3 separate regions of the Mus musculus genome follow, and regions 2 and 3 are each linked to region 1. Evidence: chromatin loops called from intact Hi-C (ENCODE). Cell type or tissue: heart. All regions are shown on one strand.

Region 1 (8,000 bases):
GGGTGGGGGTGGGGGTGGAGGAAAGAAGGGAGAAGACAGTGTAGCCAGTGAGACGATCCAGCAGCCAAGTCTGAAGACCCAATTAAAGTCCCATAACCACCATGGTGGAAGGAGAAAGCTGACTCCTGCAAGTTGTCCTCTGGCCTCCACAGTGAACGCCCTGGCACATGTAATGTGCACACATCTGTACAAACAAATGTAATAATAATGTGGCTGTCAGAGCCACCCAGGAAATTGCATCCCTGCTCCCATGCAGCCAGCGTGTGACCCCTCCTCCTCCTCTTCCCACAGCCGCCCTGGGTACGCTGGACTTCAGTCTGCTCTATGACCAGGAGAACAACGCACTGCACTGCACCATCAGCAAGGCCAAGGTAGGCTCTGCGCCAGCCTCAGCTCGGGGTTCAGGAAGGAGGCAGGGTCCTGCCCGTCCATCTGTCCAGACTTCCCTGGTGTCCCTGCTATATAGAGTGCAGCTGCCCACTTCCCAGATTGGCCAGAGTGGGATAGGGTGGGATTACAGAAAGCCAGGCAGCTTTTGGAGCCTGGGAGGGGTCGCTGAGGAAGGGGGAGATATGGAGAATGTCTTGCGGGGGTTGGGGGAGACAAAGGAGGTTGGATTCCACTGTCCCCGGGTCTCTCCAAGTTCCAGCTGCTAGGCTCCCTAGAGTCCCTAAGAAGTTTCTATGCTGGAAGTCACAGGTACTACTGAAGAAGCTAGGCTCTAGGCAGGGTGGTAGCCATTGGGTCTGAACCCCAGAGGTCCTCTAAGCCTTTCTGTGGAGGGTTGTGGACATCTATAGACCTAGAGAGACTGGTCAGACCCTATTCCCTGTGTCCCTCTGTGGCTCTGCATTGAACCTGCGTCTGTTCCATGGTCTCATCCACACCGTTCCCTTCACACTGCTCCCTCTGGGAGAAAGGTGCCAAAGCTGATGTTTTCCAGAAAGGTAAGGGCCCGTGTGGCCATTAGAGAGCCTTGTAGGACTGTGGAAAGGCCTGGGCCAGCCCAGCACACATGGAATAGCTTCCAAGTGCTGCCTGGCCTAGGCCTCACTTAGCACCCCCAACCTGTTGTATCTTCCTGCCCTTCTTTCTGACCCACCTTGCCACTGAGGGGCTGCCCTTGGCTCTGTGCCTAGAGGGACACCCCATGCCATATCTCTACCCAGCCTGGGTCACTCATGTGAACTGCCATGGGCAATTATGAGAACCATCTACATTGGGCTCAGGGCCCAGGCTGGGTACTTGAAGGCCCTGCCACTCCATCCTGCATCCCTGCTCACTCCTCTGATTCCTTTTTAGGGTGTGATAGCCCATCAGAGCTGAGCACCTGGTAACCCCAACCTGGCAAGGGAGAGGCAGACTGCAGGGCCAGGCAGAGCCCATCCTACCCTTCCTCCTGGCTTAGCAGAGCTTGTCTGGCTTGGGGACCAGCTGTCAGATCACTCTGGTAGAGGCCAGTTTCCCTTGCCCCATCTCAGAGCCTGGGGTTCCTGCTGCCTTCTCCCTGTTCCCGGTGTGTGTGTGTGTGTGTGTGTGTGTGTGTGTGTGTGTATGTGTATCCGTGCCTGTGTGCACAGATCATCTTGGGTACTGGTGTACATGGAGGTGAGGACCAGAGGCCTATGAACCATGGTGACCCTGTTCTTCTCTGTAAGTGTCTACAAAAAGGAGGACAGGCCTGGGAAATACTGAGGCCCCAGAGGGGAGCCACAGAGTTTAAACTGAAGAGGGGCAGGGTTCACACGCAGAGCCTCATGGGAATCCATGGTATATGGACTTCCTAGGCTGCCTTCTGACTTGGTGTCTTAGTTAATTTTCTGTTGCTATGATAAAACACTGACCAAAAGCAACTTGAGAAGGAAAGGGCTTGTTTTTATCTCCCAGCTTGTATCTTCATCATCCAGGGAACTCAGGGCAAGTACCTGGAGACAGGAGCTGATGTAGAGGCCAGTGAGGAGTGCTGCTTACTGCCTTGTTCCTCATGGCTTGCTTTCTTCTTAGCCAACCTAGGGGGACATTTTCTCTTCTCAAATGAAACCCACCTTGCACCAGGTTGACATAAAACTAACCAGGTCACTTGGTCACCGTCATCCCCCAGGAGAGGATGTATCTCAGTTGGTTATCTGTAACAGGACTCACCTCACACCGGGTGTGGCTGGTGAGCCAGGTAGAAATAATACACTTGGCACCCAGCACTTTGTCTAACACTGTCTTGCAGGGTACTGCCAAGGAACACACAGGTAAACTTAAGGCTCACCATTCCAAGCAGTGCCCAGGAGAACCCCAACAGAGCCACAGCACTGGGAGACCAGGGTTACTTCTTAACTGTGATAAAATATCACACACAGGAAACTTAGCAGCCGAATGCTGGGGTGGCTATATTCCATCGCTGCCGGCCATCCCCGAGCCTCTGAGCCTGCCAAGCTGAAACGCCTTGCCCTCAGAACAGCTGCCTATCTCCCCTTGCCACTCCTTACTGGCACAAGCTGCCCCTCCCCATTGTCTGCAGGGACCTTGCAGGGACAAAGTCATGCAGTTTCTGTCCCTGTGCACCAGGCCATCTCACCTTATGGTGTCTCTCTAGGCTGAGCACTAGGAACCCCAACTTTGACTAACCAAAAAGTCCCAGTCCCTAATACCTAGTGAACAGTAGCCCCTGGGCAGTGCAAGGATGACAAGAACTTGGCTGGGGGGAGTCTATCCTCTGTAAGCCAGGTCCTCTCAATGCTAGTAGTATGGCCTCATATAGCATCTCCCTGTCCATCTCTGGGACAGTGACACCTACTTTTATCGCTTGGCAACACAAAAAGCTGATGGGATCTGCCTGAGACAACCCCTTTCCTACCTGTGGCCGAGCACAGCCTCCTTCCCCTCTCCTGGATTCAGTCAGCTCCTGGGGGCTATCCACGTAGGCCCCTGCAGGGCAGACCCTAGACTCAGGGGACAGGGATGCTGCCTGAGCTAGTGTCATTGTGTGAACCCAGCCTCTGGCTGAACCCATCATCCCTTACTTCTTCTACACCAGTGTGTGGTGCTCTGGGATGCCCAGGGACCTGCTAGGTAGACGGGTGTGAAAGTAACATCAGGGACCAACCATAGACTAGGGAGCCAACGGGCAGAGCATACCTCATTGCCAGCTTAGCATGACAGCTGCCCCTGTCCCAGCCAGCCCTTGTGGATGCCCCAGGGCCTCAGAAGTTGGACTGGTATGTATTTGCACTATCTCTGGCCAGTCTCCTGCCTCAAAGATCTACAAGGGCAAAGAGAAACCCGTGAAAATGTTGTAAACATAAGCAAATGTGCAAGAAGTAGAAATAAAACAGAAACCCACATTTGTCCCCTACTGAGGCTGGGCCCCCAGATCCCCCACCCCCCCAGGGCAGCTCCCTGGGGGTAGGATCTGGCAGTGAGTGTGAATGGCCACCATTATCAAGGTACACACACTTCCTCCAGGTCAAGCCTCAGTAGCTCTGAGCCTAGCTTAAATCCCTACCCTCACCCAGCTACTTCTCTGATACTGTCTGAGAGCCTGGAAAGGGGAGAGGAGTCGCACCCATTCGCCCACACCTGCATTCCTCCTTGTTCTGTTCCACTCAGACTGTGGGAATGATTAACGCTTCCCCTGTGATAAAGCTGAGACTATTGAGTCTAACTAGAAAGTTCAGAGGCCTGGGGACACACAGAAGAGAAATGATGGGTGGGTGCCCCACCTGAGAGCTCCTTCAAGCCCATAGAGCTGGACCTGGAAGAAAGATCTGGGGCACAGTCTTAGGGTTTTACAGCTGTGAACAGGCGCCATGACCAAGGCAACTCTTATAAAAGGCAACATTTAATTGAAGTTGGCTTACAGGTTCAGAGGTTCAGTCCATTATCATCAAGGTGGGAGCATAGCAGCGTCCAGGCAGATGTGGGGCTGGAGGAACTGAGAGTTCCACCTCTTGTTCTGAAGGCAGCTAGATTAAGACTGGTCTTAAAGCCCACACCCACAGTGACACACTTTCTCCAACAAGGCCACACTCACTCCAACAAGGCCACATCTCACTCCAACAAGGCCACATCTCCATATAATGTCACTCTTTGGGCCAATCATATTCAAACTACCACAGCCATCTGGCCAGGAATGGAGCCATTCCAGACGTGTGCATCTGGAATATAGTCCACGCACACCTCTGCTGCCTCCCTATTCCCCACCCCCATAGGCCTTCAGCACCAGAAAGGAGTAAACTTAATTCCCAGGCTAGCTGAGCCCTTGTGAGTCCCCTACCCTAAGCTGTACATTCCTGGGCTGGCGGAAGAAACTGAAGTCAAAGTTATCAAGGGGTGCCATCTTGTGGAAGGACACTCCATGGCAGGCAGCCGGTGACTTCTAGGGACACCAACCAGCAAATGCAGAAGGAAATGGCAGCTGACCTCCCGGACTCGGACCGAAGTGCCTTCCCAGCATCCACAGGAATGTAGGGATGAGTGTACAGCCAATCATGGAGACTTGGGGTCAGAGAGGGAAGACCCAACAAGGAGTGGTGTCTGGAAAGTGGGGAGAGAGACAGGCCTCCCCAAGTTTAGAGTGAGGTGTGTCTTCTGGGTTCAGTTTGTCAAGAAAGTAAGAAATGAAAAGCCCCAGGGGCCAGAGTGTGGGAGAGGGAAGCCACCCCAGCACTGTTAGGCCTTATCTTCAGGGAGACTGGAAATGTCAGAGAGGAGGCCCTGCTCAGCAGGCCTCTTGTTTCCCCTCTCTCAACTCACACCCTCTCTGGTCTCTACTCAGGGCCTGAAGCCGATGGACCACAATGGACTGGCTGATCCCTACGTCAAACTACACCTGCTGCCTGGAGCCAGCAAGGTGAGGGTTTCTACCCCAGGCATGGCCCTGGCTTGGCACTCATGGTCTCCCTGGAACCTCACAAGTCCATTACCTATATGCCCCAGAGAATGTCCCACTTACATTTCCCACGAAGCCATTTTAGCCTGGAGTTCATATTACAAAAAAAAAAAAAAAAAAGAAAGAAAGAAAAGAAAAGAACTCCTTGGGGTCAGATGTGACAACACATGCCTTTCATATAGCACTCAGGAAGCAGAGGCAATAGATAGAGTCCCATGTGTTAAAGGTCAGACTGGCCTACATACATAGTGAAGCTCAGGCCAGCCCGGGATGCAGGGGTGCATAGCGCCTGCCTGCAAGACCTTCAGTGTGTTGATGGACTTCAGTGTGTTGTGGCTTCACAATGGGGACTGTGTGGGAGGCATTAGCCTGGTTTATTTGACACAGAACCCCTGTTCCTGCTCCCCTGCCGGGCGACCCAGTAGAGGCAATATTTCACCCATAAGGTGTTCACTAGGAAAGCATGGGTTACAGGCAGAGTGAAGACCCTGAGCAAAGGGGAGGGGAACGAAGGTGATCCAGGAAAGTGGTCCAGTTGTGCCACTGGCTTTGGATACACTGCCAGTCTTAATATGGAACTCTCTTATGGGGAAGAGGGCCGGGGCTGCAGTCTTGGGTCAGGCTAATGCCTGTTAAGTTGGACATTTCAACTTTCCAGTTGGAATGAGTCACAGAGCAACCTCCCATTCCCTACAGGACCACCCCATAGCCACCACCTCTGTTCTGTTACTGTTGCCAGAGTCTGGGGGCAGGATGCTTCACACATTAATTTTCTGTGGTTACCTCAACAAGTTCTCACCGCTTGGCCATTTAAACATGCCCATCGCCTGCCTCCCTGGTCTGCTGGTCATCAGCCAGGCAGGTTGCACTGACTGACTGGACCAGAAGTCGAGATGCCAGCAGGACTGTGTCCAGTCTGGGGACAGTCATTCCCTCTCCTGTCCAAATAGAGGCTGCACACTTCCCCAGCTGAGCAGGCCCTGTCTCTCCTGACTCTACTTTTACTGCTAGTGACCTTGTGACCACAGGGCTATTTGAATGCCTCCAATAAGCTTGCTGGTTTTAAGTCAGCTAAATAACAGTGTCGGTTTCACCTTCTGCCCTCAGGTCCCTTCCCCTGTGTCAGATAGTACCTCTGTGAATGGAAGGACCAGGCCTGCCACCTTTGAGGCCACACTCATTCAGGATCAAAATAAGATCACTCTGTCTTTTTCCAGGCAAATAAGCTCAGAACAAAAACTCTTCGGAACACCCTGAACCCCTCGTGGAACGAGACCCTCACTTATTACGGAATCACGGATGAGGACATGGTCCGAAAGACCCTGAGGTGGGTGAGGGCCCCTGTGCCTACACCCCACCCGGGGACGCCCTACCGCTTGTGAATTCCCACTGACTGTGGAAGCCCATCGCCCCCAGGATCTCCGTGTGTGATGAGGACAAATTCCGCCACAATGAGTTCATTGGAGAGACTCGGGTGCCCCTGAAGAAGCTGAAGCCCAATCACACCAAGACATTCAGCATCTGCCTGGAGAAGCAGCTGCCGGTGAGTGGAAGAAGGCTCTGGCACCGCAGCCGTGCAGGAGTTTACTGAGCAGCTACTATGTGACAATACTGTGTTTCAGGCACAGTTGCAGGGAGATGGAAGGAACTTGCTTCCTGTTGATGGCACAGGAGTGGGGATAATTCATGGAGCAGAGAGCATAGTGGAGGGGGCAAGTCTAGGAGGGGACATCACAGAAGTGGCAGGGCACCTTCCACAAGTGACAAGGTAACAATTCTTGTGGCGCTGAGGACTAAATCTAAGACCTGAGTAATTAAGAAGAGCTCTTCCACTGAGCTGCGTTCCAGCCCTTTTAAAGTTTTACTTTTAGAAAAATTTTAAATGTTCTAAATGTGTATGTAATGTAGTGTATATGAATATATATGTATGTGTGTAGTCTATGTGAGTGTGTGTGCAGTGGGTAGAAGTGTGAATATGTAAGCTTATATGTAACATAATGCATATGAGTATACGCAGGTGTGTGTGTATAATGTATGTGAGTGTGTGCTTATATGTAATGTGGTGTGTGTGAGTATATACATGTGTGTGTATATGTGTAGTCTATGTGAGTGTGTGTGCAGTGGGTAGATATGTGACTATATAGGCTTGTATGTAACATAACGTGAATGAGTATGTGCAAGGGTGTGTGTGCACGCACACACACACGCGCATATGGTCTATGTGAATATGTGTGCAGTGGGCAGATGTGTGAATGTGTAGACTTGTATGTAACTTAGTGTTATGAGTGTATTCATGTGTGTTCACATGTGTGTGGGGTGTCTATGTGAGTGTGCGTGCAGTAGGCAAATGTGTGAATGTGTAGGCCTGCCATCAACACAAGAGTGTCTTCTTTAATGGCTCTCCTCCTCACTTTTTGAGACAGGTTCCCACTGAGCCCAGCGCTCACTAACTACTCTTACTAGCCAGTGATCTTGGACTCTCCTGTGTCCACCCCCCGTTGCTAGGATTTCAGATTTGAGCCACCAAGCCCAGCTTCCCAGTGATGCTAAGGACCCACTCTTACATGGCAGGCACTTGGCTGTACTAGCCTTGAGCTTCCTCTACAGCTCAGATTGGCAGTAAACTCTTTTTTGTTCTGTTGTTTGTTTGTTTTTTATATTTAAGTCATGATTTCTCTGTGTAGCCCTGGCTGTCATGGAACTCACCCTGTACACCAGGCTGGCCTTGAACTCAGAAATCTGTCTGCTTCTGGGATAAAGGTGGGTGGCTTCCTCCACCACCTGGCTGACAGTGAACTCTTGATCCTCCTGTCTCAACTTCCTCAGTCACTAAGAGTGGCTCAAGGCAGGGCATGGTGTTATTTTAACAGGTTCCCTGCCTGGTGGGCTCAGAATGGCCAGAAGCAGAGGAAGGCGAGGGTTGATCCAAGAACCAGATACAATGGGCTGGATGGAGACAAAGGCCTGCCGCCAGGGCAATTCCAATTCCTTCACTAAGGACAACTCAATTGGAGCGTGTTAGGCCAGGAGAGCCATGAGATGCCCAGAGGAGACAGCACATAATTCTCTCTGAGACATTGTAATTGTTCAGCATGATGTCATGACAAATTTGGCCCCC
Region 2 (8,000 bases), 180 kb before region 1:
TTAGATATTGAGGATATCTTACTGTGAAATACTTAACTTAAGGTCTGCTATGACTTTTTTTTTTTAATTATTTACCTTTATTTTATGTGCATTGGTATTTTGCCTGCATGTATTGTCTATGTGAGTCTGTCAGATCTGGGAGTCACCACAGACAGTTGTGAGCTGCCAGGTGGGTGCTGGGATTTGAACCTGGGTCCATTGGAAGATGCAGTCCACTGAACCAGGTCTCCAGCCTCGACTTTTTTTTTTTTAAGACAGAGTTTCTCAGGGGGCTGGACAGATGGCTCAGAGGTTAAGAGTTCTGGTTGCCTTTCCAGAGGTCGAGTTCATTTTCCAGCAACCTCATGGTGGCTCACAACCATCTATAGTGAGATCTGGTGCCCTCTTCTGGTCTGCTGGCATACACGCAGGTAGATTGCTATATAATCAATCAATCAATCAATCAATCAATCAATCAATCTTTTTAAAAAAGAAAGACAGGGTTTTTCTGTGTAACTTTGGCTGTCCTCAAACTCAGAGGTCTGCCAGCCTCTTCCTCCCAAGTGCTGAGATCAAAGGCATTGCACTACCACAATTGTGTTCTCTCTCTCTCTCTCTCTCTCTCTCTCTCTCTCTCTCTCTCTCTCTCTCTCTCCAACTAAACAGGTCACAGTCACAGGTTCTGGGTTTGACGTGGACGCCCCCCCCCCCATTTTAATCCATCAGACCTGTAACTCTAAACCCCACTGTCTTCCCCGGCTCCATTTGCCTCCTTCACAGTAAAGAGGAGGGAGCTTTCCTTTCCTTCATCATATGTGTCCTACAGATTTAAGATTTGGGGGCCTCTCCAGGAGCCCCTGATGGTCTGAGACAGCTGTTTGACTCCTTCTGAGCACTTGCCTAGAGAGGTCACCCTCAACCTCTACAGGCTGGGGTTCCTGGACCGCAGGTACCTTCTTGACCTGGGGATCCTTCTTGACTGCTGGACCTCAGCTGTTGTATGCAGATCTCTCTTGGCCTTTGGGCACGTCTCGTGGAGATAGTCCTGCCCTCTCCCACACTGCTCTGCCTTGCTACTGCAAGCTGGATTCCCTTCCCTTTCATAATCTGCTAGGCTGGAAAGTGGCTCTTGGTTCTCACTGGGAGGAGGGGTATTGGTGTGAGAGGAAGGTGACTTCCAGAGGACATTTAACAATGTTTGGAGGCACTTTCTCTTGTCATAACCCGAGTGGCAGAAGTGAGTTTATACTACTACTTAGTACAAAAGGCTAGGGAGGCTGCTAAACAACCCGTGATGAACAGAATAGCCCTTGCTGAAAATGACAACAGTGTGGTGGCCCAGTGGCCCTGCTCTACCTCTGTGCCTGTCCTAAGCTTCAGAATAGAGGCCAAAGTCTCAAAAAACATCACCTCCCCATAACTCTGCTTCTACAGGGATGCCAGTTCTAATGACATTCTGCCAGGGAGATGCCCTTCCAGGCATCCTGGATGGCCTAGAAGAATCTGTTTGCTCATAACTCCCTCCCAAGGAGCTCAGATGGCAGCTCTCATTGGCAGTGGCGGTGGGGTGGGGAGATAAGGTCCAAGGACCAGCTTGGTCTCTTAGGGAGTCTTGGCAAAGGTCCTTATCATCTATCCATCTCACTGGGAGGTTCCAGTCAGAGTTGTGATGAGGAAGGAGTGTCCTCGCTAGCCAGACACCACTGCTCCCTTATGCATCCGAGTCCATTCTCATCTCTGCTGTAAAAGCTCTTGGGAAGCAGAAGCCCTTCCAGTTTGTTCACCTGAGTCCCCGGTACCTCAACATAATTACTCTCTGTTGCAGAACAATGGCACTGTGTTGACAGTGAATGAAGAGTCTGCCTTCTTTAGAGGACAGGTGGGCCTGCAGCTGGCAAGGAGAAGCTGGGGATGGGACTCAGTTGGTAAGGTGCTTGCTTAGCACACACAGACGATGTCTCTGATTCCAAGCACTGCATAAACCCTTGCTGGCACAGGCCTGAAATCTCAGTCTGAGAAGGTGGAAGAGAGAGGCCTAAGGTTCAAGAGCGGCCTCTGCTACATACAGAGCTTGAGGCCAGCCAGGGATACGGGATCTTTAAAATGGACCTGTGGTCTTCTTTTGTCTTGTTTTGACAAGGTCTTTGCTCTATTGTCCATTTTGTCCAGGAGGACATCGATGGCCTTGGACTTGTGATCCTCCGGCCTTGATCTGCCGAATAGCTAGGACACCGTGCCCTGGTTTTTGTTTCTTCCCTCAAGTTAGAGACAAAGGGCACTCTGAGCACTGAGCTACACTCTGACCCCATCTGTAATCCATTCTAAGAAAGAAAAGTTTGCTTGGATCAAAGAGCGAAAAGGATGAGGCCAGTGTGAATTTTGCCAAGTGGATGTGGAAGAGGTTCCCCTATAACATGGAAGAAAAGTTAACAAGGATAAAAGAACCTTGGAACAAGAGCCCATGCAGCTGGTGATTGGCCTAAGATGGTGAATATATTCACATTCGTGGACCCTCTTCTCTTACAGCCACAGATAGACAGACAGACAGACAGACATATGTGGAAGTATGTCCCCCTTCCCATTTAGTGGGCACGTGAGAATCACCAGTGAGGATGGGGCCATTTCACACAGGAGCAGGACTGGAGGCCTAGGCTGTGTCTCCTCTCATATACAAGATGCCCCCAGGTAAAAGCTAAACAAGAACAGTTGGTTGTATAAGGCTGGTTGTATTGCTGTGATGGTGGGGGTTGGGGGAGGCCACATGAGATACCTAGGAAATAAAACTTTAAGGAAACTGGCAAGAGATCGCTCCTTAGTATAACCCAAGTACCAGTTTGAAGTACCACCAGCGCCCACTAGAAGCCTTGCTTGTTGGAGGAGGAAAACCTTTGCAGGCTAAAGCGCTGACTAAATTAAAGCAAGGCAATGGGGGTAATCAATCAATTTCTCATGGCCCATTTTCCAAAGAGAGGCTGGGCATCCCAGAAACTAGTGCACTGTAACAGGCTATGCATGATGTACTATGAGGGACTCCTAAAAGGGAGCTTGTGGGTGGACAGGTAGCCCTGAATCCTTGAGATCTGAGGATGAGGGGAAATGACAGGATGGAGGCGATGACGGTTACTAACTCCCACTATTGACCCTTACAATGAGCCAGCTGTTAGGGGCTTCCCCCGCATTCGGTTCTCATTCTTCTCTCCCTCCTGAAGAGAAGACAGAAGCTCAGGCTTCACTGCCTGATACAGAGTGGCAGTTTATATTAAGTCAAATTAAACGAAGTAACACATCCAGTCTCTTGTTCCTAGTGGCTAGGGCAGCCATGCAACATCTCTGTACTACAGGAAGTTTCCTGGCAGGTCGCACAGATTCACACAAGATCGCATTTTCCATAGGGGAAGATCAGAGTCCAGATGAAAGTCGATATGACCTAGGGACTAATCGGGGCTGCTGAGTTAATATGACAACCAGGAATCCCAGGCTTTTCACCTGGCTACTGATGTCTAAGGCCATCTCAGGATTTTTTTTTTTTTTCCTTAAACATTTAGTCTGAGGGGCTGGAGAAATGTCTCCACTCCGCTTGGATGCATATGCACCATTCAGGCGTACAGCGGCTGGAAATGAATACAACTTGATTCATTTTGAACTGGCAGTCAAGACAAAGCAGACAAGAGCTTAGGCTCTGGGCGGCTGCTTCCTTTGCAGACTGTAGCATCCATTCGCCTCCTCCAGTCATTTATTCCACAAACACACATTGAGCACCAGCTAGTGTTAGGTTTCCAGAAGCCCTATCTTTTGCCTCCTGGGGTTGCTAAGAAGAGGCTTGAAGCTCCTTAAAGAAAAGACGGAGCTGTTCGTTATCTGTAACTAAAAGGAGCCCTCGAGATCCACTCCGTGCCAAGATGAGCCATCTAAAGGGGGATGGCGCCTATCAGATGGCCTCGGGCCAGAGCTCTTCAGTTGGCAGGAACAGGTCCCAGGTCAGAGAGGGGCGGACCGGGGCGGGGCGCGCGCCCGGTACCTGAGGTGGCCGCCAGAGGGCAGCCAGGGAGCGCGCCCGGACGGGGCGAAGCCCCAGGTAAGTGTAGCTAAAGTGGGGCCACCCCCCTTTCTGGGGCCCAGTCTCTCGGGGCCCCGGTGTGTGTGTGTTTGGCTCCAAGATGGGGGCCAGAACGCGTGCACGCGATGGTCCGGGAGCTAGGGCTCAGATCCTGTAGATGTTGGAACCTGGGGTGGGGACCGTTCCTGAGCACCGTTGGGGCGCGGGCAGGGCCTGGTGCCCAGCTGCCCTCCTAGGTTTGCCCGCCCTCTATCTCTCTCCGTTGCCGGAGACTCCGGGCTGCAGGAGAGCTGTCCCGGGACAGCGCCGCGGTCCGCTCCGCCGGCGCGCTCTTACTCCGGGATTTAGCCTACAGCCCGGAGCGGAGGGTGTACCTCGCGCGGCTCCGGGTGTGTCCCGGGCGCGGAGTGGCGCGGGGCGCGGGCGGCCGGTGGGGGAGGGGCGCGGGAGGTGCGGACGGCAGGCGGCGCTGGGGCGAGCGCGCCCGCGAGTGAGTCAACAAGTGCGGAGCCCAGCGAGCGCGCGCGGGCGGCGGGAGGGGCCTGCAGGTGGTGGCCAGCGTCCCGTCCCGGTCCCTCAGTGTCCGGCCGGGGTAGGGTGGGCAGGATCCAATGTTTTCGGTTTCTGGCGTTTGTGTGTGGGGTGTCCTTGGCCTTGGGCGCTCGGCTCAAAAGGACTGGCTGGCGTTCAGGAGTGGGAACTCGAAAGCACGTGGAGCCCTTGGGTGTGCAGGTGCAGGGTGGAGGGTGTCCTCCGAGTCAGCCGGTTCTGCCCCTGGAAGACCCCTCCCCGCGGCCAGACAGCTTTGGGGAAGTGTTTCAATCCACTCGGGGCGCCGCCGAGAGCTCAGGATGGCGACCCTCCCTGCCTGCTCCCAGGGGTCTCCGGCCGTCTGCGAATTCCGAGGTGGAGCAGGGCAAAGCGACCTGATTTTCCACCTGTGTGTCTGATAAACCTTAGCGGTTCCCTTGGGGGAAAGGTTGGGGGATGCTGAAAGTGGAAACCGGATCTCAGTGAGACTTGAGCCAGTGGGGTCCAGGGGAAAAGTAGCTGTCAGTCGGGTTGTGCAGCCGGCAAGCTTTGATCCTCGGGGCAGCAGAGGGCAGGGGAGGGAAAGGGGCATTCCTGAGGCCCCAGAGCAAGGCGAAAGCCTCTTGGAGAAGCCGGCCCCTATAGTTCAGGCTCTGTCTCGCCCCCACCCTAAGAGATTGCTCCTTCCATCGCTGCCTCCGAGGGCCACTTGGCTCCCAACTGAAAAAAGCAGGAACATGAGGTGATCTGTAAGCTTTGCTCACCGCCACATTTCCCACAAGTGCTCTGCACCTGCTGCTGTCCTCTTCCTTAACCCTGCAGCCCAGACTGCTGTCCTGCCACTCAGCAGAGGCTAACTGGCTTTCCAGTGAGCCTCTCTCGCTCCCTCCTATACCCACTCCCTACCCATCGCGGAGGGGGAGTTCTGGGGAGGGGGACGTCTATTTTGCAGCCTTCCCTACCGGTGGTCTTTATTTCTAGCCAGGCCTCCCTCCCTTTTGTTCTTCCCCAGTTGTTCCTTTCTCAGCCCCTCTTTTCTTGCTTCTACTTTCTAGGCCCAGTTTATGGCTTCTCACGCAGTGGTCTTGGGTCACACTACCTCGTGCTACTCCTGTCCAGGCTTTCTTTGGGGTGCCCCGTAGTCACTCAAAGATAGTCTGAGTCTGGACGGGTGTCTCAGTCAGGAGCCCTTCTCATTCTATCAGACTACATTTGCCTCTGAGGGGTCTGGCCTTTCCCCCCTGGAACCGGCTGGCCCTGACCTGGAACAGTGTAGGCTAGAATCAGACTCCTGCTGCAGCATACAATCTGACATGTCACCTCTAGAAGGAGCAGCTCTTGACCAAATAATTGACCCCTAAGAAATCCTTAGAGTCTCCGGTTTTCCTCAGGCCTTTCGGGGTCAGCTCCTCTGCTGGGTTCTCGGCCTTTCAGTCCCGGGCTATGTTCACACTGGTTTCCAATCCTGAATCTTCTCTCTTCCCCCTCAGGGTCAGTCACTCTTGTCCCTCCCTGTACTACTTGGCTCAGGTGCTGTTGCCTAAGAAAGCTTGATCCTCCTGCCTAGAATCCCACTGATCCAGGATCCCTTTCCTAACTCTGCATCCTTAGCCACAGCTGTCATGCTGATGGTATGCCTGATGGCAGCCTCTCAGTACCCCCCCCCCATACTGCACATCCTGGAGGTGTTCAGTGAACTGCCCTCAAGTTTCTGAGAACTTCCCATCCCATGCCTGGAGCCCTGCTCAAACTAGATCTCTGAATGGCTTGGTTACATCGTGTTCTATGCCAAGCTGAACATTCTCTGCTGTTGCCTTCTTAACCAAGAGTGGGCGTTCCGTGTCCTGAGTTGGGCAGTTCCAAGGGGCTCAGGCCTTCACTGGCTTTTAGGTTCTTGAAGCACTCAGAGAGGCAAACATCAAGATTATTGTCTCCACTCTGCCCATTGGGAAGCAAGCTCAGAGAGGGCCAGGGACCTGTCTGACTCACACAGCTGCGTGCGGGTGGGCAGACCAGAGGTGGAATTCAGTCCTGCGGGCTGCAAGCTGTCATTACATACAAAGATGTGTTGTTTGCCCTGAAGGTGTATGTGTCCCACATCTCCAGCGTCCCCTCAGTATTTGGCCCTGGTGTGCAGGGCATGCTGGTGGTGTGGGACTCTTCTGGACTCTAGGGAAAGGACTTGATCAGACAGATGGGGAATAGGATCCTTGCTTGACTCGAGAGGTTGTGACATCAGTCAGGGAGGCCCTGGAAACAAGCTGTTTCTGATCTGGCTTTAGAACTGTGGAGTAAAGAGCTCTGCGGGGTGGGGGTGAGGGGGTGGAGGTCCTCCGGTCTGCCCTTCCAGCGTTCCCTAAGTGCCCATCCCTGAGGGACACTTTCAGTCCCCCTTTTGAGCCTTCAAATAAGTTTCTTTAGGAGGCCTCCTTCCCTTCTTTTGCAGGCCACTGTCAGAGGAAAATGAGCTCCTGCTGTGAAATCCTGTTACCATAGCAACCGATAGTGCGAGGCCCAAGTCTCCTGCTCCTAGGTCTCTCTGCACTATGTGCTCGGAGGGGCTTTTTCTGTGTTTGCTGCCTGAAGAAATGAAATATTCCGCTTCGCTTTCCTTTTGTGTAGATATTAAATTCTTTTGTTTCTTCAAACCAGTGACTTCTGGGTACTGTTTGTGTCCCAGCAGGTTGTTGCCAGGCAGTTGGCGCACCATTAGTCATGACCCCAGGGTGATGACCCTGGTTTAGGTCACATTTATGAGTGACACCCAGTGCTCCATGGGTAAAAGCTATGCTGTCTTGAATGCTTGTCAGGAAAGAGGTGCAGCAAGCACTCTGGGGGTGGGCAAGCCAGTTTCCTTCAGCTGCTGTCAATAGACCTTGTCCATGGACACCACCCAGAACAGGGCACAGCAGACGTGTGAGGAAGACAAGGATGCCATGGGCAGTGATCACAAGCTATTAATATGGACCAGAGGTGGGTGGGGGTGGAGAGACGGCTCAGCGGTTAAAAGCACTGGATGCTCTTCCAGAGGTCCCTGGTTCAATTTCCAGCACCCATATGGGAGCTCACAGCTGTCTGTAAATCCAGTTCCAGGATGTGGCATACACACACACACACACACACACACACACACAGGCAAAACATCAATGCATATAAAAATAAATAAGTCATAAAAAACTTAAACAAAAGAAAAGAAAAAGAAGGAAAAGAAAGAAATATGGACCAAGTGCTCCCAGATGCAGTTTCCTTTTATTTAATTCTCTGCCAAGGGAAGTTAGAACTATTAGCGTTATCCCCACTTTGCAGGTAAGAAACTGATGCCCCAGAGAAGTTAAGCATTTGCCAGATAACACACAGCAAGTACCTGGAATGACTGTCCTTGTGGCTAAGACTCTATGTGCTGCTGTATGGTCAATGGAAGGGCTGTGGTTTA
Region 3 (8,000 bases), 430 kb before region 1:
AGATCTCTTATATGTGCTCAAGTCTGGACAATGTAGCAGTCTCCTCCTGGCTGGTTTTCGATTAAGATGTCAAACTTTTGGCTCCTTCAGTACCAAGTCCACTTGCATAATGCCATGTTTCCAACCATAATGATAATGGACTGACCTTCTGAAACTGTAAGCTAGGCCCAATTAAATGCCATTTTAAGAGTTGCTGTGGGGCTGGCGAGATGGCTCAGCAGGTAAGAGCACCCGACTGCTCTTCCAAAGGTCCTTAGTTCAAATCCCAGCAACCACGTGGTGGCTCACAACCATCCGTAACAAGATCTGACTCCCTCTTCTGGTGTGTCTGAAGACAGCTACGGTGTACTTACATGTAATAAATAAATAAATCTGAAAAGAACCTTAAAAAAAAAAAAAAAAAGAGTTGCTGTGATCATGGTGTCTCTTCACAGCAGTAGAACTCCTAAATCAGACACCAGGCTTGATGTTTCAAAGAATTTTTTGGCTATGTATGGACAGAATCCAACTCCTAGCTGGCACATCATCACCCCTCACCTAAACTCTGTAAAAACCCCTTGCTTTAGCCTGCATGTGTGACTTCACTGATCCTGTGAGGTCAGTGAACCCACCCAAGAGCTGCCTCCTAATAAACCTGCCTTTATCAACCATAATGGTGAATAGGTAAACTGCTTTGAGCACCCTTCTGGCGGGTGATCCAGCCTTTAGCCACCTGCCAGAGTGTTCTAAATTCAAGAATTTGAGAATCAAAGACACAAAGGCATGCACGCACGCACACATGCCAGCTTAATTTTTAATATGCCTAACTTGCTCAGTGGCCGGGCACTTCCAAACCTCCCCTCAGCTAGCACAGACTCCCCTCTGGCATTCCTGAGTTAATACCTTCTAAATCAATATTTTATTTTTGCGGCCCTGTTTCCTTCTTGGTAGCCTCCATTGGGGTGGCTTTCCCTTTACACCTACATTGCTGGATGATTTCTTTCCTGCAGCTCTTTAATCTCTCTGCTTCTAAGTCATGGAGAATCTGCCTGCTCTTCATCTCCTTCTGCCCCTTGCCCAGTCATTGGCTGTATGGCAGTTTTTTAGTACTGATCAAAGACACCTGGGGGCAGGGACCCTCAGCATTTGGAAATAAGGCTTTGGGGAGATGAATTAAAACAAAGCATTAGAGCCAATTCCCTACAATCTTTTAATCTGGTCTAGTCTGGCCTATATCTGCATCACTGAGAGAGAGAAAATGGCCATCATAGGGCCCACAAAGAGCCCTGTAGGTAAAGATGCTTTCCAGGAAAGCCTAGCAGCCTGAGTTTGATCCTGTGAACCCATGTAAAAGTTGGAGAGAACCAACTCTGAATTGTGTTCTGACCTTCACATGCACACTTGGCACCCTCACACCCACACACACAGTGCACACAATAAAAAAAATGTAATGATAAACAATAAACTTTATAGCCATCATGGTGGCTCATACTTTAAATGCAGCACTCAGGAGGAAGAATCAGATGGATCCCTGATGGCCAGCCTGGTTTATAGAGTGAATCCAGATCAGCCAAGTCCTATCTCATAAAACAAAGTATAGCTCCCACCCCCCACCCAACTGCCTAGAGAAACTTGCTGTTATATGACCAGATTTGCTAGAGAGCAAACCCTGGTGCCAGGCAAGTACTGCTTGCTTCAGACAAGACACATACTACCATGCTACCACGAAGTTAAGAATTCTACTTTAACACTTCATTTGCCAACTTCTGGGCACAATTTTAGCACACTGATGCCTCTGTAGTGATGGACACCGGCACTTACATGAGCCACACGTGCGTACGTTCATGTGCGTGTGCATGTGTGTGTCCGTCCATCACTGGGCCCCAAGCAGAAACCTAGGTTAAGAACATTTAGGTTGCTAAGGCTTAGGTGATTCTTTCAGGCACTGAGATGCTGAGGCCACCCTTCTTCCCTGTCCCTCAGCTGCTGTGCGTGATGCATGACCCACTTCACCATGTCACTCAAAGTTTGAGTTCCATCAAAATCCTAACTTCTCTGGACCTGTGTTCTAGGTGAGGGCTTTTCTATTTGTCTTTAGCTCTTTAGAAGGCAGAGCCCCTTTCTCCTCTGTACTGTTGGGTTCTTGGTGTGTTGATAACCCCTGATAATACAGATCCAAGCCCCCACCCCTGGTTATTTTAATAGCATGATTCACCCCACCTCTTTGCTCTTCTGCCAAATATCCACACACATTGTGGAACTGGGAAGACTATTAATGCCAGTCAGACCACAGAAAGGCAGATTAATGGAGTTTCACCCAGCAGAGAGAGGCTTCTACACATCTAAATACTTCTCCAGGACCCTCAAAGTTTCTCTTTTGCCACAGACTCCACTCTCATGCAGTTTGAATGATTTATTGGTGTTTCTGCTAACGCTGCTACCCTTTCAGTGTGTTTCAGCCATCAGGAATCTTAAACCCGTCCCCTACCAGTGGAGCCATGCTACTTCCTTGTGTCTGCCAAAATGCTCTTAGCATGGCTCCTTTTTCTTCAGCTCTTCCACTTTAGCAATGTAGATCCTCATGGCATCCATCTTGGACATCCCTTTGTTTACCATCCAGGCCTCATATTTGGCCTTTGCTCTCACATCTGTGGCAGGAGGGACAGGGATGTTACAGTCGCCCTGGGTGGCCTGTTTGTAAAAGCTGTACACCAGCAGTTTCTCCTGATCACTCACAGGCCCCTTCAGCTGCTTGAGTGAAGCACAGGCCATTTCAAACTCCACTTGGCTCATTGGTATACCAGAGGCAATGCTTCTGTTTTTAAGTGATGCGGGGTACTAGAAGAAAGTTGGAAATAAGCAAACCATGTTATTGTTAGGCCTTGGAAAGAAGGGGTAAAGAGATAATGTGTGGGATGAACACGGGGCGTTTGTGTGTTTAATAACGTACAAATCGAGGACCAGGAATCCATTCAATTGCTCCTGCCCCGCAGAGCTTTTTCCAGTGTGACTGCCCTTCAAAGTTATAAAAGCACCTATGAGCTCTGAAAGTTGACTCTGCTGTTGCCTATAGGAGATAGTGCAGCATGAAAAGCAAGCATATAGGGAGTTTTGTGTGTCTTGGGGGGGGGGGGGATGAATCCCGTGGATCCGCTGCTGGTTAGTACACAGCTGAAGGAAAGTTATTCCATGTGGGTGAATCCGGGGCGAGAGCTGCCCGGGGTTCCTGAGTGAGGGTGAATGAGGGGTCTGGACTAAGGGGTTCGACCTCCTTGCCTGAAGGGGTCAGGTTCCACATGGAGACAGCCAACAGTACCTGTGGTTAAGAAGGCTGGGAAGCCTAGGCCGAGAGGGGGCGCTGTGGCTAGGGTGGCTTCGACGCTGCGAGCTTGTTGGAGAGGAGTACGCGTGCGCCTTGAACGGCAGCGGCTAGCAGACTACAGCACGGAAGCGGAGAAGCGCTGTGGGCGGAGCCTGTGACGCGCCTGTAGCGCCGCCCTTTGTGCCGTGGCGCGGGCAACGCGTTCGCGGCCTTGGACTAGGAGGGGCGGTCTAGCCCGCCGCCAGCGTCGCCGCCATGGACCTAGGTGGGTTCCCACTTCCCTACTCCGGCCCCTGGGCCGCACCCCCCCAAAGCACCTCCTGGGCAGGCTGAGGCTCTGCACTGCTCCTACGGTGCTCGGGAGGCTGGGGGCTTGAGGAGTTTTGGGGGACCCGCAGTCGCGAGGCCGGCCTCCATCCTGTAGCCCCACCACATGACGGTCTCCTAGAGTCCTCCTCCGTCCTTCGTAGTGTCTTCCCAGTGGGAAACCGGGAGCGAATATAGCCTTGATTCTCCTGGAAATGCTCAGGGCTACTGCACGTGTTTCGGAAATGCCGGGCTGGGAGGGACGGACGTCCGGAGAGTTCTTCGTTATTAAATGACTGCCGAGTTAGTGAACATGTTTCTTATTAGGTCGCCTAGTGCATAAAGCAAAAATACTGATACTGTCTTTCTCCCAGAGGCTTGGCGTTTTCTTTGCGACCACGTGCATAACAGGACCCCATTCGTTGACTCACGCAAAGCGACCACCCCACCCCCACCCCTCTCTTGTGAGCAGGAGTTGCGCAGCCTGAGATTTCACTTTTTGAATCCGAATTCGAGTGCTGCTTGGTTTGGAGTATCCTCCTAGGCGAGGTCTGGAAGTAAGGCGGAGTTGATAGAAATCTGTGGCCATCTGCCAACCCTCTCCACCCTGCTAGGTGTGCTCTTTAGAGGGTAAGACTAGGAGGCCGTCCTGGGAAGTACTCCAAGATTTGCAAATAATACGCTGTGGAGAAATGTCTTTGTCCCTAGCCAGCTCTTTAGTGTGGAATGGTAGTTTCGTGCCCTGCAGCTGTGAAGAGTGCTGCCAAGGCTTGACTCCCTAGTTGAGACACCTTGCAAAGTTGTGCCTGGGCCTCTAGCTTCCCATCTCCAAAACAGGAGTTATAATCCTCAAGAAGTTAGTTTGACGATTACATGATTTTTATAGGTGTCAAGCTGGGTGTGGTAGCTTATGTCTAACTAGCACTCTGGAAGCAGAGGCAGGAGGATCTCAAAATTCTAGGCCGACCTGGTCTGTATAGTTTCAAGCCAGTTCCAGCTATATAACAAGAGCCTATCTCAGAAAAAAATACAAGTATGCCACCCAGCACAGTGCCTACCAAAGTAACCAGTCACTTCCTAGCACCAGCTACTGATTTAAAAAAAAAAAAAAAAAAAAAAGCCTTTGAGTTTCCCCTGGCTATGAGCTGAGTCTGGGACTTTTCTCAAGCCACATGTACACAGTCTCTGAAAGGCACATGTTTGGCCGCAGACATTTGCTCTGCTAAGCCGATGTCTAATGCAATAAAATGTCATTTACAGTTATAAGGAAATGTGTTCGGGGGCCGGCAGACCAACCTGAGACAGAAAGAACCCTGGATTGCCTTCAGGTCTGGGTTTTGTGGGAGTGCTGAGCCTTGATTTGGGGTGGGCAGGCAGTGACAGTAAATGGTTAGTGGCCAGGAGATTTTTTAGTTGCCTGGTGTCAGTAATTTTTTTTTTTCCCTGGGGGTAGGAGAAGTTTGAGATGGTAGCCATGATGTAGCCTTGGCTAGCCTGAAACTCAGTACGTGGACCAGGCTTGCCTCATAAAAATCTGCATCACTAGAGAGCTGGGACTAACGGGATAGGCCACCACAGCTGTTCACTGGAGTCAGTACTTTTGCTGCCGACTCTGGCCTATGAGAATAGGGCAGATGTGTTTCTGGGAGCATAGAGGACTGAGGAGAGAGCTAGCAGTGACCGTGACAAGGTGTTGCACTCAGCTTCTAGGCCAGATTATACACTTTGGGAAAGACCTGTGCCCGTCTGTTTCTGCACTGGAGGAGACAAAATATTGACAAGACTAGTCCTGCCAACACTTGAGCATTTAAATCAGGCTCTTGATGGTCTGATTATGGTTAAGATAGCTTATATAACCCATCCAATTCTTCCATACCTGGGAGATGCTTCAAAAAGGTAACAATACCAGAATAGTTACAAAAGTGTGATTAGTGTATGTCCTGTGTCATGTGGTTCCCATACCATGAAGATTATAGTCTCATGTATATATGCATACATATATTCTCATGTATGCAGACGGGAGACTCAGTAAAGTGTAAAGTCACATCATGTTTTAACAACTGAGTTAGGATTTGAATCCATTATCTTGATTAAACCCCCACATGGCCTCCCTTTAAATGTCAGTTCTTAACTCAGTGAATGAGTGACCGCTGTCTTGATGTAATATTTGTTTTGTCCACTTCCTGGTTCCTACCACAGAGCCAGAACCTTCACCAGCTTGTCCTTTTTGACTGGAAGAAACTGCTGGGTGAACTTTTTCCCTGTAAGGCACAGAATGTTGAAACTTGTTGAAGCAGGAGTGTGCTTAGAAAGAAGGAAGGCAGGGCTCCGGATACAGCTCAGTGGTAGAGTGCTTGCCTGTTACATGCAAGGCTCTGAGTTCAAAAACAGGCTTAACTGAGTGTGGTGGCACAGGCTTTTGATCTCAGCACTCAGGATGTAGAGGCAGACAGATCTGAGTTCAAAGCTATCCAGTTCATAATGAGACCCTGTCTCAGAAACAACCAAAAACACTAAGACAATAAGCACCTCCCATCCCCCAAAGACTACCTATTGTATCTTCCATAGTCTGCCATCACTGGACTCAGTTTTGTTTAGGTTTTTTGTTTGTTTGTTTTTTAATTACATTCTTGGTGTGTATGTGTGGATACCACGGTGCACAAGTGTCAGTCAGAAGACAGCTTGTAGAGGTTACCATATCAGTTCTAGGGCTCAAACTCAGGTCATCAAGCTTGGTGGCAGATATCTTTAATCATGAGCCATGCTGCTGGCCTCTGTCATGTCTTTAATGCATATGTGGTAGCACTGTCCCCTATCCTCTACTCACTGTAACCTCAGCAGTCCAGTTGTCCTCTTCACACTTTGCTGAGGAATCTTAGTCACTTCCTTGATTTTCATGCACTTCTCCGAGTTGGTACTGCCTACACTCACATCAGGCCTTTTCTCCTTCACGCATTGCCATTGCTGAAGGACATCACTAAATGTTCTACCTCAGACTCTAGGTAACAGCACTGAACTTGTCTTCCCTTAAAGCTTGTCCTGAGGGGCCACGAGCGATGACTCTGTAGTTAAGAGCACATATGTTTCTTGTAGAAGTCCAGAGTTTAGTTCTCAGCAACCACACCAGTAGGCTCAGTCCAGCTCCAGAGGACCCAGCATCCTCTTCTGGCCTCTGTGGAAGCTGCATTCATATGCACAAACCCCCACAGATACAAACACATTATTAAAATAGAATTTTGTAAACACTTGAAAGCCTGTTCTGAATCCCTCTCTGCCTCCTATTTCCAGAGGTGCCATTGTCCTGATATCCAGGCCAAAGATCTTAGAAACTGGTTTTTTGTTCCTCGGCCAAGACCTTTTGACCCCAGCCCTTTGTGAGCTCTTACTAACCATGCCTTCCCCTCCCATTGATGTCAAGACCGTAGCCGAAATGATAGCCATCCGATGGCTGTTTCCTTCTCCTAGCTTCTCGCTAATCTGATGACTTCATTACCTCTTGGCTTCTCTGTGCAGGACCCTTGAATATCTGTGAGGAGATGACTATTCTGCATGGGGGCTTCTTGATGGCTGAGCAGCTGTTCCACCCCAAAGCCCTGGTACAGTTGACCAAGTCTGATTGGGAACACGTGGGACAGCCCATTGTGGAGGCCTTGAAGGAGATCTCCTCAGCCACAGCACATTCCCAGCCCTTTGCCTGGAAGAAGAAAGCACTGATCATCATCTGGACCAAGGTTCTTCAGCCCTCCCCTGTCAGCCCTTCTGACACTGATACTCGGTGGCAGGAAGATGTATTCTTCTCCGTGGGCAACATGATCCCTACCATCAACCACACAGTCCTTTTTGAGCTGCTCAAGTCTCTGGAAGCTTCTGGACTCTTCATTCAGCTGCTAATGGCCTTGCCTACCACCATTGGCCGCTCAGAACTACAGAGCTTCCTGGAGCACATGACTGTTGACACATCTTCCAAGGATGTGGCCTTCTTCTTAGATGTCTGGTGGGAAATGATGAAGCACAAGGGCGACCAGCAGGACCCCTTGCTTTCCCAGTTCAGGACGATGGCCCATAAATACTTGCCATCCTCAGATGAGTTTTCCCATCCTCCAAAGAGGTTTAAGTCTGACCCAGATGTGGGTCCCACCATGCCTCTTTTGGCCATGTTGCTTAACGGGCTGAAGCAGATCCAAAAGAGAATCCTGTCCCTTGGAATGAAGTGCTGTGCCTTAGCTAACTTGGCTGACATGCTGAGTGTGTTTGCACTTCTGGAGGATGACACCCAGGAGGTGTCGGCCACCGTGTACCTAGACAAACTAGCTACAGTGATCTCTGTGTGGAACTCGGACACCCAGAACCCATACCATCGACAGGCCCTGGCAGACAAGGTAAAGGAGGCAGA

Evidence for each region. A loop is a pair of places that touch in the nucleus more often than their neighbours do. Peaks named below come from ENCODE experiments on the same cell type or tissue, not always from the same donor. Only the 100,000 strongest peaks of a DNase experiment are listed, where the experiment ranks them.
Region 2: a loop joins it to region 1, with 6 times the contacts of the local background. A loop is called at or near these places in 30 of 42 quality-filtered maps.
Region 3: a loop joins it to region 1, with 2.6 times the contacts of the local background. A loop is called at or near these places in 2 of 42 quality-filtered maps.

What each region holds. Positions count from the first base shown.
Region 1 is chr11:75,778,464-75,786,463 of GRCm38, reverse strand. It overlaps Doc2b (double C2, beta), which reads left to right. Exons shown (of 9, transcript NM_007873.3): 2 at 292-371; 3 at 4,769-4,843; 4 at 6,100-6,209; 5 at 6,299-6,425. Among named protein-coding and RNA genes, the nearest start is that of Gm12339, 13 kb to the left of the region's middle. In heart, a CTCF peak has its summit at 4,333 (motif pointing left); a DNase peak (open chromatin) is centred at 4,323; H3K27ac peaks cover 750 bases; H3K27me3 peaks cover 2,674 bases.
Region 2 is chr11:75,963,213-75,971,212 of GRCm38, reverse strand. It overlaps a transcript of Rph3al not described here. Among named protein-coding and RNA genes, the nearest start is that of 1700016K19Rik, 33 kb to the left of the region's middle. In heart, CTCF peaks have their summits at 392 (motif pointing left), 3,996 (motif pointing right) and 4,527; DNase peaks (open chromatin) are centred at 4,032 and 4,522; H3K4me3 peaks cover 1,841 bases; H3K27ac peaks cover 3,295 bases; H3K27me3 peaks cover 3,080 bases.
Region 3 is chr11:76,213,044-76,221,043 of GRCm38, reverse strand. Gemin4 (gem nuclear organelle associated protein 4) reads left to right here and starts at 3,472. Exons shown (of 2, transcript NM_177367.3): 1 at 3,472-3,566; 2 at 7,121-8,000. The coding sequence starts at 3,557. Dbil5 (diazepam binding inhibitor-like 5) reads right to left here and starts at 3,431. Exons shown (of 2, transcript NM_021294.2): 1 at 3,296-3,431; 2 at 2,379-2,817. The coding sequence starts at 2,772. The coding sequence ends at 2,509. It overlaps Glod4 (glyoxalase domain containing 4), which reads left to right. Exons shown (of 9, transcript NM_026029.3): 9 at 1-649. It overlaps LOC108167850 (a long non-coding RNA gene), which reads right to left and starts at 7,193. Exons shown (of 2, transcript XR_001780094.1): 1 at 7,101-7,193; 2 at 6,334-6,788. In heart, a CTCF peak has its summit at 3,329 (motif pointing right); DNase peaks (open chromatin) are centred at 3,473 and 4,193; H3K4me3 peaks cover 1,712 bases; H3K27ac peaks cover 1,858 bases.